2 separate regions of the Homo sapiens genome follow, and region 1 is linked to region 2. A link is a contact called in ENCODE Hi-C or POLR2A ChIA-PET data. All regions are on one chromosome and are shown on one strand. The core of a region is the stretch at or near the end of the contact, and the rest is flanking DNA. Distances in the headings are between cores, read along the strand shown. Region 1 overlaps CABIN1 (calcineurin binding protein 1). Region 2 holds the start of MIF (macrophage migration inhibitory factor).

What was found. A loop is a pair of places that touch in the nucleus more often than their neighbours do. ChIA-PET counts read pairs that join two places held with the same protein, here RNA polymerase II (POLR2A). Pooled maps may share reads with other maps.
Region 1: a pooled map shows a loop between it and region 2 (2.4-fold over the local background). The contact joins the enhancer-like site here to the promoter of MIF in region 2. A Hi-C loop is called at or near these places in 1 of 168 maps with a recorded cell type or tissue (naive thymus-derived CD4-positive, alpha-beta T cell), 8 of 37 single-sample maps with no recorded cell type and 12 of 50 pooled maps. POLR2A ChIA-PET finds 5 or more read pairs at or near these places in 11 of 52 experiments (AG04449, B cell, CD4-positive, alpha-beta T cell and 6 more).

The regions. Positions count from the first base shown.
Region 1 is chr22:24,137,478-24,143,737 of GRCh38, forward strand. The region is part of intron 29 of CABIN1 (calcineurin binding protein 1); the gene reads left to right. Among named protein-coding and RNA genes, the nearest start is that of SUSD2, 41 kb to the right of the region's middle. Within about 2 kb of position 3,019, at least 10 of the 41 ENCODE cell types and tissues checked have a DNase peak (open chromatin) inside an H3K27ac peak, as active enhancers do; they include CD4-positive, alpha-beta T cell, where a contact is called at or near this core.
Region 2 is chr22:23,890,890-23,897,236 of GRCh38, forward strand. It overlaps MIF (macrophage migration inhibitory factor), which reads left to right and starts at 3,494. Exons shown (of 3, transcript NM_002415.2): 1 at 3,494-3,693; 2 at 3,883-4,055; 3 at 4,151-4,334. The coding sequence starts at 3,586. The coding sequence ends at 4,217. It overlaps MIF-AS1 (MIF antisense RNA 1), which reads right to left. Exons shown (of 3, transcript NR_038911.1): 2 at 4,940-5,221; 3 at 2,821-4,643. RefSeq lists enhancers at 3,169-3,976, 3,977-4,784.

The sequences.
Region 1 (6,260 bases), core at 1,769-4,268, 250 kb after region 2:
CATAGGCAATGCCATCCCTGCACCTGGAAGCCCCTGAAGATCAGGGCCACCCCAGCCCAGACTGGGTGTTTTGGTGGTTTTGCCACTTCCAGGACAGTTGTTTGTTCCTCCATGCTTCCCAGTGACCTGCTGCTTTTACCATCGTTTGGGGCCTCTGTCCTCCTCTGCTTTCTTACCTCTTCTCTTTAGAGATAGGTTTGGGCTACTTGTGCTCCTTGAGCTATGCCTAGTGTCCAGTATGTCAAGAAATGCTGGGCAGTTCCTGAATGCTTTCAGCAAATGAGTCTATCTGGCATATTCCCAAGTCTGGGGAAACTGCATACTAACGTGTTTATGAAGGAGCATTTAGGGCAGCCCTTGGCTGACTCTGCTGGGATGGGGCCATGTCTCTGGTAGATAGCCTTTAGGCTGGGATGAGCAGACTGGCTCACCTCTCTTCTAGCCTGCACTGGGGTTTACTGCTTAGTCTAGTGGGAAGCAAAGGCAGTAGGTGGGTGCTGGCCCTTGAGAGGAGATAAAGGGAGGTTGAGACTGGGGACATCAGCACCCTAATCCCTATCCCTCTCAACCCACTGTCCTGGGCCATCCACACTGCCCAGCCTTTGTGTTGCTCAGCCTGTCATCCTTAGAGCTTGGGTGGGGGGCACGTGCCTTCTGTTATTTTTTAATGATAATTTTTGAAAATTGTGAGAGTTGTAGTTTAGGAAAAATTCAAACCCCTTTTCCTTTGTTCTCACACCAACACAGCAGTCAACACAAACAGAAGACTTCTGTGACCAAATGGGGGGCAGATTTAAGAGACAGCATCGTGCTGTGTCACCTAGGCCCTTGGGGGCCCTACCTCAGCCTGCCAGATAGCTGGGACTACAGACATGCACCACCATGCCCAGCCAATTTTTAAGTTTTTTATAGAGACAGAGTCTTGCTATATTGCCCAGGCTCAATTTCAACACCTGGAGATGGTGTCAGATCCCACAGGTTGAGGGCTTAGTCCTCAAAACATCCCCCACATCAGTCACTAGTCACAAGTCTGGGCCTCCGAAATGTCTAACTGACTGGCTTCAAGTTGATGTTCCTACAACCCCCTTTGGGTTTAATTTGCCGAAGTGGCTCACAGAACTCAGAGAAACACATTTCCCAGTTTATTATAAGGGATGTTATAGGAGGGTACAGGGAAGGCTCTATCCTCCTGTAATTGTTTCTCTCCAGGCATACCACCCACCAGGAGCTTCCATGTATTTAGTTATCTGGAAGCTCAGGAACCTGTCCTCTTTGGCCTTTTATGGAGACTTCACAGGCATGATTGAAACATGGACAACTATGTCAAAATGTTATTGGACAAAAAGATTATGATCTAAACCCAACAAGGCCTGTCTGTTCAGATTCTTCTTGCCCTCTCTGCAGCATTCCTTCCTCCAGGATGTGGGGCAGGACTCTTATCTGGAATGAAGGTCTTATGGCCCACAATCAAATTAGAGTCCTGTCTTGGGCAAGTGGAAAGAAGGGCAGGAGAAGGTCAGAAAAAGAGAGATTCTCTTTACAGTAACAAGGGCTATGGGAGTTAGGAGCCAGCAACCATGGATGAACAAACATATATATATCTTGTCATATATATCATAATATCACAGTGATATAAGACCACATTTTCACTGCCAACAGTTCAGACACATAGAGTCCACATACCTTTGTTTGCCCATCGCCAGGCACTGTGCCCTTCTCAGAGGTGCTTCTGTGATCAGCCAAGCTGTTATCTTTTTCTGGGTCTGTGTGTACAAAAACAGATGTGTCGTGCGGCTTTTTAAAAAGTGCGTGTGTGGCTGGGTGCAGTGGCTCACGCCTGTAATCCCAGCACTTTGGTAGGCAGAGGTGGGTGGACCACCTGAGGTCAGAAGTTCGAGACCAGCCTGGCGAAACCCCATCTCTACTAAAAATACAAAAATTAGCCGGGCGTGGTGGTGCATGCCTGTAGTCCCAGCTAGTCAGGAGGCTGAGGCAGAAGAATCCCTTCAACTCAGGAGGCGGAGGTTGTAGTGAGCTGAGATTGCACCACTGCGCTCCAGCCTGGGCGACAGAGCAAGACTCCGTGTCAAAAAAAAAAAAAAAGTGTGCGTGTGTGCTTTTTAGCGACTTTGCTTTTTCCATGACACCAAGTCTTGGAGAAGTTTCCATGTGAGAAGGTCAGGTCATTTTGCTCTCTGCAGCTGCTGCCCAGTCTCCTTGGGTGGACACATGTATGGGCCCAGTGTCTGCTCTCACAGTCTCCTGGTTTGTGCGTCTTTGTGCTGTTGCTGTGTTCCTAAGTCCCCTGGCCTGGCCCAGAGGAGATGCCCACATGAATATTTGTGGATTAATTTCATTCATCCCTTTCCCCTCAGCAGTTGGTCTCCAAGCTCATTCTCCTGGATCAGCCAGTGCTGGATGTTGTAGGAGTCAGGCAAAGCCTTGGCCCTGGCCACAGGATGCTCAAGGCTGACAGTAGAGCACTGCCTGCATGTCTCCATGCGGGGCCTTCATAACGTGCTACAGGGCATGTAGGAGGGACAGGGAGCTGGGCTCTCCCATGCAGGGTGGGGTGCTGCTCAGCCAGAAAGGGGGCAGGAGAGGAAGGCTAGGATTAGAGGCACCCTCGGGGGAACTCCTTAGGCTGGGCTGCTGACAGAACCTTCCTGGGGAGTTTAAGGGACCAGAGAATGGGATGGGTGCTAAGGATCGAGTGAGTGGGACCTTGGGTTCCTATGTCAGCTTTGCTGACAGGAACTCCTTGCAAATGGGAACTGCCCCATGACTGGCTGGCCCCCACAGCAGCACAGATGGACGTGTAGCAGGGCTCAGCACTGTGGTTGAACATGAGGAGGAGTGAAGATGGCATGTCTTGGGTCCCACTGTTCCACACACCGTCCTCCCTGAGCAGAGGGGACCAGGAAAGCAGGCACCAAGCTAGGTGGTAGGTGCTGCTGGGGTGGCTACCCACACCATGGAGGCTGAGGGTTTGTGTCTGGGTGCCCAGAAGCTTCTGGGGCTCCCCCCGCAGGCATACACACCTCTGGCAGGCAAGCCTGCATGGGCCAGAGCCAGGCTGCTTTGTCCAGGGTGAACTTCTCTCCCTGTCTTGTAGTTGATTCAGAAACGTTCCCATAGTAACCAAACCAGACAGAGATGGTTCTCCTTCCTTCCCCAAAATGTTTGCTTATTTTAGCAGGCAGGGTTTTTTCTTGTTTCAACCCAGTTTCCAGCCTCTGAAAGAAGCAAAGGGAGCTCAGGGCCAGGCTGGTACTGCCTCCTGCTTCTGAGGCCGTGTGGGGCAGGCAGCAATGGTGGCCTGAGTGTGAGTGGAAGGGAGGTGCCGGCCTACTGTGGCCTCCCTGAGTGTGGTGTCTCCCCTAAAGCTGCTCCTGCCGCTGCTCAGGTGGGCAGCCCCCAGGTCCCAAGATCACTGAGAAGAGCACAGATTTTGGGCACAGGCAGGCACAGCTCCCAGCCACTCTACCCCTTACTCAGCTTGGGCTACCCGTAAGCAGAGTGGTCCCGACAGGTGGATGAAAGCTATCATCACACACTTGGCATGCCACACAAATCACCCTTAGGTCTGGAGATGGGCCTGCATGGAGGCCTTGGGGCTTATCTGTGGATCCTAGAGGCCAGTGCTAGGATGTGACTGAAGCACGGAGCAGGAGGAGCTCCAACTCACACCTGGCTGGGGCCTCCATAAGCTCAAGGCCCTGCCCTGGCTTGAATGGAGCAGCCTGAGATGTGGATGGTGGCCTTAGCCGTCACACCCACCACACAGGTCTCTTTCTGTGAGGCCTGGCCCAGTCTTTGGTGCCTGTGGATGGTGGTCAAACTTCCTGTTCTTGGTCACTGCTGCATAGCACTCCACTGTCTGGTTGTCCTGGTGGTCTACCTCCCCTCTTCCTAGCGGATAGGTGGCTTTTGGTTTTCCACTATTAGAAAAAGAATGCTGCTATCTCTGATCTCCTTTCTCACCTGTGCCGGGGTCTCCAGGACAAATGCCTGGAAGTTGGAGGCCAGGACACAGGTCCCCACAGCCAAGCGCTTCCACACCTTGCCAGGTGTTTTGGCAGAGCCAGGCCAGATGCCCTCCCACCAGCCCTTGCCCCACCCCCTCCCAGGACTCAGAACCACAGATGACTTTCATTTTGGCCTATCTGTGGAGTGTGCCAAAAAACCCCAGGTGGTTTCAGTGTGTGTCTCCCATGTGAGTGGGGAGGCTGAGCCTCTTCCCACACCGGTAGCCAGTCCCCTTTGTCTACCCAGGGTCTGCCATGTTCTCTCCTACTTGGCGGCTGCCACAGGTGGTTCTGTTTGTCCTGACTGTGTTGCTTAAACTGATGGGAGGTACAGTCATCATGAGCTGTCTTTGTTTCTTGAAAACATTTATGCCCTGTGCTGTCCCAGCCCTGGAGCCTGAGTGCTCACTGAAGGCCTTGATGTGGTCTGGTAGGGAGGAAGGGCCTCCCCACCCAATTTCTGGTACCCCATACCTGCCAGAGTTGGGGGGAAGGAGAGAAAGTCTCCAAAGCCCAGGGTACTGTCCTTCTCAGCAAGAATCAGTCATGCCCATTGTACTTTAATTCGCCACCAGTTGGTTGTGTAACCTTGGAGGAACCCCCTCCCTGCACCCAGTGAGCAGATGTGAGGTATATGTTAGGGGTGGGTACAGTGGACCCACCTTCCAGAGCAGGTCTCAGCCAGTGCCTCTCTCCTCAGAGAGAGCCAGTAGTCCAGAAGGAGGCTGTTGGAGCCCAGCAGACCTGGACACCCCAAGGCAGGGACCTCATCTAGGACAGCATTGCCATTGCCCTCCCAAAACCTCTCCTAGCTCAGCAGGCAGGGAGTGCCTAGTGACTGAATTCCTCTCATCCTCAAGAATTCCCTAGGACGAATGACTGGGAATTAGCAGCCCCAGAGCAAGGGGAACAGGTATATCCTGACTCAGTCACCCAGGAACCCAGCTGTGGCCAGGCCCCAAGGTCTGTGCCTGAGACATCTGTCTCCTGTTGCAGGGCCAGACCTGACATCACCTCCCTGACCAGCCCCAGCCTGACTTGCCCCTTCTCTCTCTCCATCCCTCTGGCTTGTAAGAGAGGTACCTTCCCTGGTGGGCCTGTGGTCAGCCCCTGCCCCCAGGCGCCAGCCCCAGGTTCAGAGCCTGTTGCAGGCAGACATCAGTGAAGACCAAAGCACAACCTAGGGAAGAAGTGTTGGTCTCCACTCAATTCCTGGTGCCCCACACCACTCCAGGCTGCAAGCAGATCTGAGTTGCCTCCCAGCAGGTAAACAAGCCCCAGGACTGTCCACACAGGGTGTTCCTGCCTACCTTCTCTCATCAGGGCCAGGGAACATGGGGATAGGAAGAGCTGGTTTGTAATAGCCTCACTCCTTCCCCCAAGTCAGTCCCATATCACCTTCTCCCCTCTCAGGACCAGTTGTGACCAATTTTCATGCCACCGCTGCTTGTCCCTTTGCTCACACTTCAAGGAGCATAATACCTGCTGTGTGCCAGGCCCTGGGCCAGCTGTGTGGTCCAAAAGGGCTCAGGTCCACAGGCCAGCCTGCAAGCCTGGATTAGTAGTCACCTTTCAAAGAGGTGCTAGGAAGTAAAGTGACTTGGCCATGGTCCTATCACTAGTCTGTGCTGGAGGAGGGGTGTGTACTTCACTATGTATAGTGTGGAAGCCCATGCGTTGTGACTGGTAGCCTCAAGTCAGGGGCCCCCTGGTTCCTACACCGGGATTGGCCCAGCTGTCCTAGACAGGAGTGTTATCTGAATGGCCCATTGGCTGGATGGGGAGGATGGAATTAGGTAGCAGTGGGCAGGGGGATGTGGGCATCTAGCCCTACCATAGGAGGTGAGGCTGGGATTCCAGACTGAGAGGGAACCAGTGCTAGGCTGTGGCATCAAGCAGGGATTCCCTTGGGTTGCGGGACTACACTGTCTGCTAGCCTGAGCCCCCACCCCCTTTTGGTGTGGCTCCAACTGGCTGGCTAGCTGGGTTGTACCATTTTTCCTTGGTAGCCTACAGGCGTGTCCTGGGCTGGGGCTCTTGAGGCTGAGAGCAGTGACAATGGAGGATGCTACCCTGCCTGCAGTGCCACAGCAGCTGGGCCTGGCTGTGCCTGGCCTTGTTGGGGGCCTGGCAGAGAGTAGCGGCCCATAGTAGCAGTGGCAGGACCAGCACTTATTGGGGGCTTGATCGGGGGGTGCCTCCTTAGGTGACATAGCATGTCCGTGAGGCTTA
Region 2 (6,347 bases), core at 2,244-4,743:
TTCCTCAGAGGCCTAGGGGTGAGGAAGCTGAGGTGAGTTGTGCCTCCAGCTGGATGTGCTGGGATGGGGTGGGAGATGAGGTGGCCACACCTGGGTGGCAGGAACTCTGGGGCAGTGAACCTTCTAACGAACAGATCTGGGATGCTGCCATGAGGAGGAAGAGGGAGTCAGCAGCCATGCCTGCCAATGCCTCCTAGCGCATTTGTCCATGGTTAGCGGATAATTATTGTGTCCCTATGGGTCCCAAGGTGTATTATTTTTTTTTTGCTCTTATAATAAATCAACACAAATTTTTAGCAGCTTCAAACAACACGCATTTATTATCTCACAGTTTCTGTGGGTCAGTAGTCCGGCGTGACATGACTAGGTCTTCTGTGTAAGGACTCGCATGGCCAAAGTCAAGGTATCTGAAGGGACAAGGGAAAAATCCACTTCCAAGTTCAATCTGGTTGTGAGCAGAATTCAGTTCCTTGTGGTTGTACCATGAGGTCTCTGGTCCCCTTCATCTTCAAAGCCGGTAATGGACATCGAGTGTTTCTCTTGCTTGGAATCTGGCACTCTAGCTGGAGAAAATTATCTGCTTTTAAGAGTTCATGTGATTAGATTGGGTGTACCCAGATGCTCCATGCTAATCTCCCTATTATGCACAGATGCATAATCCTAATTGCATCTGTGAAGTGCTTTTTGCCAGGTAACATGGCATACTTGTAGGTTCCAGGGATTAGTGCTTGTCCTCCCCCTGCTATTCTTTAGTGGGCAGGGGGTCATCTGCCTACCACGGAGGTAAGGGGTCAGGAGGTATGCATACAGCAATGCCCAAAAAGAGACTGTCCCCACTGGGATGGAGTTTACCGCCTAGACATGCAGTCTTAACTCAGAAATATGGAGATAGCCTCGAAGGACAGGACAGGTACTGGGCACGTGTGGGAATGGACCAAGCCAGGTGCTCCGGGGGCTTTCCCAAGGAACTAAGGCTGAGCCAAGAACTGAAGGATGAGTTGGAGTCAGATGAGGGAAAATGTGGGCAAACTGGATTTCAGAACCAACCCCCAACCCTGGAGCCAGGAGCCATGGTACTGAAGGACAGTGCGCCATAACTCAGAGAACCAGGGAGGGTTGGCGGAGGCTCACAGGGACCGGGTTACCCCAGGGCCTTGTGACAGTACTACCCCTAGTATCAGAGGAGACTGTCATTGGCATTTAGGCCACTTGGTGCTCATAACACCTCTATGTCAGGTGAACACTATTGTCATCCCCAAATTACAGATGGGGAAAGTGAGCCAAATGTCCATGCTAGTAAGAGGCAAATCATATCACTTCTTTGGGTACCCTTCTAGAAGGATGAGGCTGACTGCCACTGGAAACAGCTGGGGAGGGTACAAGGAGATGACAAGTGGCTCAGAGGCTGTCCTGGCTATAAGAATTAAAGAGGAAAGAAACACCAAGGGTGGCTCGACAGTCAACAAGGACAGGTTTATTTTGGAAAACAAACTTGAGAGGGGCTTCTGGCCAAGTTAGGTCAGAGCCACACTCTCTTACAAACTAAGGATATTTAAGGGTTTTGGAGGGGGTTCTTATCATAGGTTCTGAATGTTTCTGTGTGAGGGAAAGTTTATTGCGGGGATGGAATGTCTCTGGTCAGAAGGGAGGCTGTCTCCGGGTTGGCATGTTTCTGGTCAGAGAAGGGTTTATCTTAGGGTTGGAATGTTTCTGGTTATGCTGACATTAGCTATTAGGCTGATATTTTCGGGCTGGATTTAGGCGGCTTTTAATTAAGGGGGAACTTAGAATGGTGGTGTTTGTTCAAGATGGCAATGCTCCTGCTCCGTCACTGGCCAGGTAAGGCAACCCTTTGTTATGGTAACAACCTGAGATTGGCAGGGGCTCACCTCCAGGGGCAGCTCATGTGCTTGCTGGCGAGGCTGCACCTTGTCATTCAGGTTCACAGGGCACAGGTCAACCAGGCCCTGGCTCTTCAGTCTTCTGCCTGGAGTGACTTATGTAATTCTGCTCAGCTTTCATAGGGCACAGGGAGTCGGGGCTAACTCTGCTGCCTGGGGCTGGAAACAGACTCCTCCCTTGAGGAGCAGCAGTCCACCATAGGGAAGTCACAGTGGTCCAGGCCAAAGGGGATGCAGGTAGTGTAGACTAGGCGGTAGTTCAGGGAATGGAGAGAAGTGGGAATAAAGGGATAGTGAAAGGAAGCATATTTTACTGGCAGGTGATGAGGTGTAGGAGGACAAGTCATACATTTGGACTTTACAGAGCAGTGGACACTCAGTCAGCTGCTGTCAGCGCCTGGGACTTAGGGGAGTGCCCCTGGCTGGAGACATGGTATGGAGTGCCATCAGTTAGGGAGCCCTGGGCACAGGTAAGAGAAGGTGTGACACCAGGAGGGAAAGAGTCTGGGGCCCAGCTGCAGGAACCAATACCCATAGGCTATTTGTATAAATGGGCCATGGGGCCTCCCAGCTGGAGGCTGGCTGGTGCCACGAGGGTCCCACAGGCATGGGTGTCCTTCCTATATCACATGGCCTTCACTGAGACTGGTATATGGATTGCACCTATCAGAGACCAAGGACAGGACCTCCCTGGAAATCTCTGAGGACCTGGCCTGTGATCCAGTTGCTGCCTTGTCCTCTTCCTGCTATGTCATGGCTTATCTTCTTTCACCCATTCATTCATTCATTCATTCAGCAGTATTAGTCAATGTCTCTTGTATGCCTGGCACCTGCTAGATGGTCCCCGAGTTTACCATTAGTGGAAAAGACATTTAAGAAATTCACCAAGGGCTCTATGAGAGGCCATACACGGTGGACCTGACTAGGGTGTGGCTTCCCTGAGGAGCTGAAGTTGCCCAGAGGCCCAGAGAAGGGGAGCTGAGCACGTTTGAACCACTGAACCTGCTCTGGACCTCGCCTCCTTCCCTTCGGTGCCTCCCAGCATCCTATCCTCTTTAAAGAGCAGGGGTTCAGGGAAGTTCCCTGGATGGTGATTCGCAGGGGCAGCTCCCCTCTCACCTGCCGCGATGACTACCCCGCCCCATCTCAAACACACAAGCTCACGCATGCGGGACTGGAGCCCTTGAGGACATGTGGCCCAAAGACAGGAGGTACAGGGGCTCAGTGCGTGCAGTGGAATGAACTGGGCTTCATCTCTGGAAGGGTAAGGGGCCATCTTCCGGGTTCACCGCCGCATCCCCACCCCCGGCACAGCGCCTCCTGGCGACTAACATCGGTGACTTAGTGAAAGGACTAAGAAAGACCCGAGGCGAGGCCGGAACAGGCCGATTTCTAGCCGCCAAGTGGAGAACAGGTTGGAGCGGTGCGCCGGGCTTAGCGGCGGTTGCTGGAGGAACGGGCGGAGTCGCCCAGGGTCCTGCCCTGCGGGGGTCGAGCCGAGGCAGGCGGTGACTTCCCCACTCGGGGCGGAGCCGCAGCCTCGCGGGGGCGGGGCCTGGCGCCGGCGGTGGCGTCACAAAAGGCGGGACCACAGTGGTGTCCGAGAAGTCAGGCACGTAGCTCAGCGGCGGCCGCGGCGCGTGCGTCTGTGCCTCTGCGCGGGTCTCCTGGTCCTTCTGCCATCATGCCGATGTTCATCGTAAACACCAACGTGCCCCGCGCCTCCGTGCCGGACGGGTTCCTCTCCGAGCTCACCCAGCAGCTGGCGCAGGCCACCGGCAAGCCCCCCCAGGTTTGCCGGGAGGGGACAGGAAGAGGGGGGTGCCCACCGGACGAGGGGTTCCGCGCTGGGAGCTGGGGAGGCGACTCCTGAACGGAGCTGGGGGGCGGGGCGGGGGGAGGACGGTGGCTCGGGCCCGAAGTGGACGTTCGGGGCCCGACGAGGTCGCTGGGGCGGGCTGACCGCGCCCTTTCCTCGCAGTACATCGCGGTGCACGTGGTCCCGGACCAGCTCATGGCCTTCGGCGGCTCCAGCGAGCCGTGCGCGCTCTGCAGCCTGCACAGCATCGGCAAGATCGGCGGCGCGCAGAACCGCTCCTACAGCAAGCTGCTGTGCGGCCTGCTGGCCGAGCGCCTGCGCATCAGCCCGGACAGGTACGCGGAGTCGCGGAGGGGCGGGGGAGGGGCGGCGGCGCGCGGCCAGGCCCGGGACTGAGCCACCCGCTGAGTCCGGCCTCCTCCCCCCGCAGGGTCTACATCAACTATTACGACATGAACGCGGCCAATGTGGGCTGGAACAACTCCACCTTCGCCTAAGAGCCGCAGGGACCCACGCTGTCTGCGCTGGCTCCACCCGGGAACCCGCCGCACGCTGTGTTCTAGGCCCGCCCACCCCAACCTTCTGGTGGGGAGAAATAAACGGTTTAGAGACTAGGAGTGCCTCGGGGTTCCTTGGCTTGCGGGAGGAATTGGTGCAGAGCCGGGATATTGGGGAGCGAGGTCGGGAACGGTGTTGGGGGCGGGGGTCAGGGCCGGGTTGCTCTCCTCCGAACCTGCTGTTCGGGAGCCCTTTTGTCCAGCCTGTCCCTCCTACGCTCCTAACAGAGGAGCCCCAGTGTCTTTCCATTCTATGGCGTACGAAGGGATGAGGAGAAGTTGGCACTCTGCCCTGGGCTGCAGACTCGGGATCTAAGGCGCTCTGCCCGCCGGAATCCGTTGTACCTAGGGCCACCACGTGGGGTGCTGGAGGTGAGCCGACCACGGAAGAGGGGGAGGAGGAGTTGGAGTTGGGAGGAGTCCGAGGTCTTCTAGGCCTAGACCTTTCTCTCAGCCCCACCTTCCCCAGCCTTCTTGTTGGGCAGAGGGTAGCCAGAGGACAGAAAGATCCCACCCAGAGCCACTCACTGCCATCCACTTTGTTAGGTGACTTCAGGAGAGTTTTCAGGCGGGTGGGTGGGGGAGGTGCAGAGTTCTTGGTCATACCGCCCCGTCCACCCCCGAACCCCACGCCTTGGGTTCTGCTCCCCTCAGACACCCACCAAGCCTCCGCCACAGCAGTTCCCTGAGGAAATTGGGCGTGGGGTTTCCATTGGGACCGTTCGTGTTCTGTGGTGCCACAGACATGTCTGTAAAACCTTCAGTTATGTTTGGGCGCAGTGGCACAAGCCTGTGATCCCGGCACTTTGGGAGGTGGAGGTGAGTGGAGTGTGACTCCTCTGCTTCTCTCAGTCTCCAGCCACATCTCGTCTCCAGTCCCCTGTTCACTCGGTCATCCCGCGCAGTACTGGACAGCGAGCTCTCCTTCCAGAAGAGCAATGGGGCTGGGTGGGGTGAAGATTAGGAAGAGGAAGGAGAATAGAAGCTCCAGGGAGTCTGGAAGGGTGGCACCCATCTTGGGATGGGGCACCCCTTCCATGAAGGTCTCTAAAGCAAGGCCCTCCTCAGCTTACTCCCTGCCAGCCGAGGGCCTCAGTCTCATTGTTAACTCAGTGAGAGGGCGGTGGAGCCCCTCGTCTACCTCCCAGCTGGGGGAGACATGGGGGGCATGGGATGGCTCCAGCTGTAGCGGGAAGGTCCCACTCCTCTCAGCCTGGCTTTCAGGCTTGAGGTTTCCTTCTTGGATCTGAGTACCTGTGGTGTAACAGGCACCCTCCTCGGCCCTGGCCTTTATCACATCCCCTCAGCTCCTGGGTGCCCCCAGCCCCAGCCTCCCAAGGCCTGAGGCTGAGCTTTGCCCAGGACCCCCAGTTCCCCCCACAACAAACTCTTTCTGCCTCGGGCCCCACACCCCACCAAGCCCTGGCTGGCCCCCTGGCTCCCACCCCGCCTCAGCGGTCTTTGCTCTCGGCTGTGTCACAGATAGGGAGAGCAGGGGCGCAGTGCCCCATGAGCATCTAATGCAACTCCCTCATTTCACAGATGAGGACACTGACCCCAGGATCCAGGGCATGGTCATACACTCAATGCCATGCCCCCTGCAAGGGCCCTGTGGCCTCACATGAGCAAGTTAGACTCTGAGGGCCGAGGAGATGGGCAGGGCAGGCTGGGCACCTGCTGTGTGAGGGCAGGAGGGTTGGTGAGAGCTGTCCTCCAAAAGCAGGTGAGTGTCTGAGGTTCTGTGGCCCCCTGGGGGCATCCACAAGGTCATGGGTCCTTGGACTCCAGGAACAAAGGGGGTGTCTGTGGGTCAGGGACCTATCCGCTTGCCCTGCCCAAAGTGTTCCTAAGTCCCCTGGGACTAATAACCGGCCTGCCTGCTGGGGAGGTCAGCTGCTACATCCCACCTTCAAGCCACACCTGCCCCCATTGACCCCCATCCCATGGCCAGCTCCATTTCCTCCAAAGCACAGGCTCCACTGCCCACCAGGTGGTGGGTCTCTTCCTCAAACCCCTGTTTGACTGCCCCAGGACCTGCAGGGTCAGCCTTGGAAATGCATTTCCAAGTAA